Regions from separate parts of the Homo sapiens genome. Here region 2 is linked to region 1. The links are chromatin contacts, found by Hi-C or POLR2A ChIA-PET in ENCODE. All regions are on one chromosome and are shown on one strand. The core of a region is the stretch at or near the end of the contact, and the rest is flanking DNA. Distances in the headings are between cores, read along the strand shown.

Region 1 (3,417 bases), core at 1-2,500:
GATTCCCAGCTGTGTTTGTGCAAATAAGACTTGATAGTAGTGGAAAACAGGGACAAGAAGAGACTGTCTCTTTCTTCTCAGGTAGATCCCCAAAACTGAAAGCCATTTTCAATCCTGCCACTTGCTCACTAAAGATTTAGGGTTTAGGTCCAAACCCTAAGTCTTGGATTCCTTATCTTCTCAAACATGCTCTTGTTTGCTTGATGCCTGGTTCGAGTGGCCAAGGCCGACATTCATAGACGTTGGTTAATCCCTAATTTCGCCAAACAATGACGGCCTAGGCTTTTCCGGCTTTTGAAACAGGAATTCAAGACACTAAAACGTGTGTTGATGGCATTTTGGGTTGGGGCTTTTCACAACTGATGACACTGGAAAAATAATCCATAGGAAACTACCTTATGAGACCCTAGATTTCGGTTTAGCAGTTCACCACAAAAGTGGTGAGGTGTTTTTTGGCTTTTAATTTTAGCTGCTTGCCTCTGTTTTTAGTTCGTGTGATTGCCTCCGCAAAGGCAGTGAATGGAGAATTCTCCCTAAGGTCAGCATTTAATTATTGCCTCACTCTGGCTGCTATAGTATTACAACTCTTGGAACTTACAGCATCGATCCTACTATTAAAGTTGCCTGGAGCATGCCAGCACGTTGGACATCGGCGTTCCAGCAACTGCCTCAGTCACTGAATCGAGTGGGAGGCTCATTTTGCAGTTTACTATCTCCATGAGCAGGTCCAGGCGCGGGACCTGTTCTATGACTCGATTGGGTCCTGCCCTTGTCCGTCATCGGAAGGCTTACAGCGCCTACTGTTTTGCAGTAAGATTTGCAGGCTTAGTACCGCCTCTGGAAACAAGGAGAGTGAAGGGGCGTTGACGAGTAACGTTGTTTGTATTTCTCTCCTCATTGGATGGCTGCTGTGTCAGTCAGACACTTCTCTGCTTCCGTTGGCGGGAAGGCTTCAGGCGGGTAGCGGGGACTCGGTACTGCCCCCTCCCAAGCTGGGAGCAGGGCGCGTGACGTCTCAGACATTTGTTGTTGGGATTTGGGCCTCATTAATTATTCATTAGGTACTTGAAAGCTCTGCAGGGATTGGTGGCTGAGAGGCCTAGTCGACTGTTTCTTAGCTAGAGGTACGTGTCACCCAGTACGCGGCTGGAGTTTTGCATAAATTATTCCGATAAGGAGCGGGGCGGGGCTCTGTGCATAGATTAGTCAAATGAGCCTGGGAGGGAGGGAAGCCGGCTACGAATTAGCCTAAGTTATTAAAGATGGCGACGGAGCGCAGTCGCTCCGCGATGGACTCGCCGGTCCCGGCCTCTATGTTCGCCCCCGAGCCCAGCTCCCCGGGGGCGGCCAGGGCCGCGGCGGCCGCCGCCCGACTCCACGGCGGCTTTGACTCGGACTGCAGCGAGGACGGCGAGGCGCTCAACGGCGAGCCAGAGCTGGACCTCACCAGCAAGGTAGGCCCGGGCGGCGGCGGCGGGCGCTGAGGGGAGCGGGCGGCTGGCCGAGCAGTCTCCCGGGCGACGGCGGGGCCAGCGGCCGCCCTGTCCGCGGGGAGCGCGGAACGGGAAGAAGGGGCCGAGCCCGCCCACCTGCTAGTCTCCGGGACGTGCGGGGGTTCGCGGCGCGAGGGGCCGTCCCCATGGTCCCCGCACCCACCTTGGCTCCCCCGCGTCGCCAACCCAGCCTCCCGCCCTCCCGTCTCCCGCCGAGATCGTAACCCCTCGGCTCTGCCACGTGGAACGGGGGCGCCCGATGCCAGCTGCGCTCCGCGCGTTCCCTGTCCCCGCTCAGTGCCCCTCCCCGTTCTTCGGGTCCCCACTTGAGGGGATTCGGAGACCGAGAGTCTCCTCTCCCTGGACCGCGCGGGACAGCAGAGGGGCGAGGGGGCCCGGGCAGGGGGCCGAGACGCTCATGAAGACAGGTAGTCGGAGGCCAGGGCAGGGTGGCCGCCGCGTCTCTTCCCAGACTCGGGAAAGGAAACAGAAAGTAGTCGCTCAGCTGGGGAGGAGCATGTCCGAGAATGTCTACTTTTCGAGGCCACCCGAAACAAAATGGAAAGATGGTCAGGCTCCTTAGTCTCGCTATCCTGTGAGTGGAAGCTCATCTTGTATGAGTGGAGCAGTGAAGGACGTTTAAAACCGTGTTTTTTGAGCTGTCGAGAAGGTAGGCAGGAATTAAGGCCTCGCCAACGGCTTGACATTGTGAAGAATAGAAAAGTAAATACAAGATGTGACTGGTGTTTTGAAGGTGCTTAACGTTCCTTAGGGAAAGAATGCCAACTTGGGAGTCAGACAGGGCTGGGTTCCCTTTCCTGCCCTACCATCGAAAGGCTCTGTGACGTTGGGAAAGTTTCTTAACCTTTCAGTTCTCCAACCACCTCATCTTAAGAAAGTACAGATGGGTTGTAAAAATTAGAAATATTTAAGAAGACACCTAATAGTGCCTGATGCATACTAGAGACTCAGTAAATGTTTGAAGTGAACGAGATAGTTCCTAATTTCCTGTGCAGATTAAATAGCAGTGGGTGAAAGATAGAACACCAATACCACCACTTACATTTGTAGGATAGTTACGATAGACATTTTATCCAGCTTTGAAAATGTTTGTGACTTTTTATAGTTTATGGCGGCAAATTTGCATGAAACTTGGTCCTAAACTGGGGAGGAACTTTCCCTGCAACCTAAGCAAGTTATTTTCAACTGCTCTTTGCCATTGTAGTCTCAGGTGAGCACTTGGAAGCCAGCTAGCCTGTCAAAGTTGGTCCTGTCTTGTGCCTGTAAGGCCATAATGAGGATGGCCAAACTTAGAGAGAGGGATGGCCAGGACGATGTAAAAGACCCAGGAAACATCCAGGTTACAATTACAAGCTCTGATGAGTCAACTCAGGAAGTTACAAGATTATGGACCTGACTCAAGAGCAAACAAACTGGATGTCAACACATGGTCAAGGTGCTGAAGAAACATGATAGGAAATTGCAGGGCAGAGTTGCAAAGACGGTAGTACCTTCATTTCTTGACCAGCTCATTTAATATTCCTAGAAGTGTTATTTCATCACATAGCTGGGGAAGTCCTCCTTACAATTAAAAAAAATCATATGTATATTAATATCGATGATATCAAAAAGAAAAAGTGATGGTGTGGAGGGAGAGAAGGGTTGGGTTGAATAGATTGATTCCGGAGGAACAGATTAGAAGCGAAAGGTTCATGTCCTTACGATAGAAAATGTGGAGACCTAAGGCTCCGAGAGCTTCCAAAGGGAGAAACACTTAGTGAATAGTGGTGGCTAGTTTCATCCAACAAGGTTTTTCTGGGAATGATTGGGTGAAGAAAACCTTGTAGTTTCACATTTATTGAGCTGTGGACTAGATGCTTTACATGTTATTATATTTGCTCTTTACAGTGGCCTTAGGATGCAG
Region 2 (3,417 bases), core at 270-2,769, 3.4 Mb after region 1:
ACATCATAGCTGAGCCTAGCCTACCTTAAAAATGTGGACAGGCCAGGCACGGTGGCTCACTCCTGTAATTCCAGCACTTTGGGAGGCCGAGGTGGGCGGATCACCGTAAGTCAGGGGTTCAAGACCAGCTTGGGCAATATGGTGAAACCCTGTCTCTACTAAAACTACAAAAAAATACCGGGGTGAGGTGGTGAGTGCCTGTAATCCCAGCTACTTAGGAGGCTGAGCAGGAGACTTGCTTGAACCTGGGAGATGGAGGTTGCAGTGAGCCGAGATCGCGCCACTCTACTCCACTCCAGCCTGGGTGACAGAGTGAGACTCCGTCTCAAAAAAAAAAAAAAAAAAAAAGTGCGACAACGCACATTAGCCTACAGCTGGCCAAAATCATCTAACACAAAGCCTATTTTATAATAAATTGTTGAATATTTCATGCAATTTACTGAATACTGAAACACAGGTTGTATACGTACTGTGGTTTCTACTGAATGTGCGTCGCTTTCACACCACAGTAAAGTTGAAAAATCGTTAAGTCGGGACCATTGGCCAGACTCCAGGTCTCCTGAGCCCCAGTCCAGAGCTCTTTGCTCTCTACCACAGACCCTCAAGAGGCCTCAGAGAGGCTTAAGAAGTAAGCCAGCCAGGATGGGCACCCAATCAGCTCACCTAAGTGAGACCTTTCCCCCTCGGGCCTCAGTTTCCTTATCTGTAATATGGAGTTACTGTAGGGACTGTACAGGCGGTTCTCCGCACATGCTGATATCCATCAGTTAGGGCCTCTGTGCTTGAGGGAGAGGAAGTGAGAAAGGAAGGGCCCCTTTGAAGGAGAAATGATTCCCGTATGGGGAAGCATCTCCTCCCTTCCTGCCCAGCTCTAAGTAAAAGAGAGAGGAACCTGTCTCTCCACATACCCACATTAGGGAAGAAGGGCCAAAGCACTCCTTGTAGCACTCACCCCTACCCTTCCAAGCCACCCCAGCCGGTGTAGGTACCTGTCTTCAGCAGCATCGCTCTGGACTCAGCTTCCGAGGACCTGACCAGATCTGGTCTGCGTGTATCAGCTGTATGTGTTGGGCTCTGGAAGCTAAGAAACGTCTGAAAAGCACTGGGGTCACGGCTGCCTGGCTAGCTCGGCCGCCCTCAACCTTAGGCGTGGATCGTACACTCGGTCCCCAAGTTGCCCGCCCCATCCCCAGCCATCACTTCCCGGAGCTTCAGTTCTTCCTTCAGAAATACGAAACAACGTGTCTTGGATGTCAGACCTCACACCCTCTGCAGTGCTGGGAGTCCCGAGGGCCTACGGGCCGCCTTCGGCCCCGCCCGGGCTCAGAAAAAGGCAGCCACTGGCTTAAGGTCACCAAGAAAGAGCGGAGGGGCGGGGCTGCGGCCAGGCTCCGGACTTCCAGCCGGGTCCGGGTTCCCGCCCTGGGCTCCCCAAAACCGCAGAGCCCCCTCCCACCGCACTTATCCTACCGAAGCGTTCAGACCTGCCGCCGCTTCTGACTCGAATCCGGTAACCTGATAAGTCCGAAGCGTTCCAGTGAGGGCGGGGCCTCACGAAGGCAACCCTTCGCGCAACCTATCAGAATCCCCCCTAGCAACGCTGTGCCCCGCCCATATGGGTCCGGCCTCCCAGCCTCCCTAAGCCCTTCCCCACTGGGCTCCCGCCCTGCGTGCTAGCGAGGCAGGCATTGGCAGAACGGACTCGGGGCTGTCCTTCGTGGCCCGGACCCCGCGAGGCCTGTCCTTCCACCTCTGTGGGGACCAAGAGGGCAAGGATCGTGCCAGGCTCACCGTGGGCGCTCAGTAAGCGGCCGTGCAGAGGACGGTTGAGGGCTTTGTGCAGAGGAAATGAGAGACTGCTCTGAAGCAAGGCCCGCCTAGTGAGCTGCTAGGAAAATGGAAGTCTGGGATTAATCGTCTCTACAAGGAGGGTGCGTGGGAGGCACCAAAGCAGGCGGTCACAGCTCCCGCAAAGGCAGCCGGCTCTCCTTCCCCGCCTGACGCTCAGGGACTACTCGCACAGACTGGGCTACTTCCTTCTTCATTCATTCATCAAGTATTTATTGAGAAACTGCTAAGTGCCAAATGCTTTGTTCTGGGCATTGTAGGGGCAGAAAGGTGTGATATTTTCCCTTACTCATCCCAAAGGTCACAGCGGACACTCCTACAAATAAAATATAGGTTAGCAAGAGAAAAGCATAATAGATTGATTTACTCAATGTTTTATGTGACTTGAGAGCCTTCAGGAATGAAGACACAAATACTCAGGGAAATCTTTATTTTTATGTCTCGGTTTGATGAAGAATGGACAGCCCTGGCCGGGTCTGGTGGCTCATGCCTGTAATCCCAGCACTTTGGAAGGCTGAGGCAGGGGGATCGCTTGAGGCCAGACATTTAAGGACAGTCTGGGCAACATAGTGAGACCCTGTCTCTACAAAAAATTAAAAAGCCAGGCAGGTGCCTGTGGTCCCAGCTACTCGGGAGGCTGAGGTGGGAGGATTGCTTGAGTCCAGGAGGTCGAGGTTGCAGTGAGCTGTGATTGTGTCACTGTACTCCAGCCCGGGCAACAGAAAAAAAAAAAAAGGAATAAGGAATGGACAACTGTGTATAAACGCGATTAGACAAAAGGGAATGATTTAATGTTAATAGCTGAGTGTGGAAACCCAGCAATGTCTGTTCAGATTCGGATTCTTCTTGTTCTCTCTGTGTGGCATTCCCTCCTGCTGGGAGGAGGGCAGGACCCCTTCTGGAATGAGAGTCTTATGACCTAGTATCAGGCAAGGTAGATCAGAGAATTCCTTTATGGCCAGGCCCGACACAGAAAGGTGGGGGATGTTTCCAGTAATATTTGTAGTTACTTTTTTTTCTTTTTTTTTTTCTTTTGAGACAGAGTCTCCCTCTGTCACCAGGCTGGAGTGCAGTGGCGCGATCTCTGCTCACTGCAACCTCCGCCGCCCAGGTTCAAGCGATTCTCCTGCCTCAGCCTCCCAAGTAGTTGGGACTACAGGCGCACGCCACCATGCCCAGCTAATTTTTGTATTTTTAGTAGAGATGGGGTTTCACCATGTTGGCCAGGATGGTCTTGATCTCTTGACCTCGTGATCCGCCCACCTCAGCCTCCCAAAGTGCTGGGATTACAGGCATGAGCCACTGTGCCCAGCCAATATTTGTAGTTGCTATAACTCACCTTAGGGAGGAGGATTTTTAGTTTCTATGGCCTGCCTTGCAGGAGAAAAACAGGAGAAAGAAGGGGGGCAGGAGAAGGTCAGAGAGATACTTTGCTTCTGAGGCTCTTCCAGTGTCCTTTGGTTCAAAGTACTCAGCATGCCCAAGTGCCATATTTTTAGGCATCGCTTTCTGAGCCCCAACAGCACCTTCACTCAGATGGCCACTGGGTGTCTCAAACATAACCCAGAC

Evidence for each region. Hi-C counts contacts between places; a loop is a spot of excess contacts on that map. ChIA-PET counts read pairs that join two places held with the same protein, here RNA polymerase II (POLR2A). Pooled maps may share reads with other maps.
Region 2: a loop to region 1 is called in a pooled map, with 7 times the contacts of the local background. The contact joins the promoter of NAGA here to the promoter of GTPBP1 in region 1. A Hi-C loop is called at or near these places in 1 of 168 maps with a recorded cell type or tissue (CD4-positive, alpha-beta memory T cell) and 8 of 50 pooled maps. POLR2A ChIA-PET finds 5 or more read pairs at or near these places in 1 of 52 experiments (naive thymus-derived CD4-positive, alpha-beta T cell).

The regions. Positions count from the first base shown.
Region 1 is chr22:38,704,694-38,708,110 of GRCh38, forward strand. GTPBP1 (GTP binding protein 1) reads left to right here and starts at 1,251. Exons shown (of 12, transcript NM_004286.5): 1 at 1,251-1,454. The coding sequence starts at 1,263. RefSeq lists enhancers at 9-694, 695-1,380, 930-1,079, 1,381-2,066 and silencers at 700-849, 1,170-1,579, 1,760-1,899.
Region 2 is chr22:42,069,293-42,072,709 of GRCh38, forward strand. NAGA (alpha-N-acetylgalactosaminidase) reads right to left here and starts at 1,520. Exons shown (of 9, transcript NM_000262.3): 1 at 990-1,520. The coding sequence starts at 1,005. RefSeq lists a silencer at 1,301-1,600 and an enhancer at 1,781-1,830.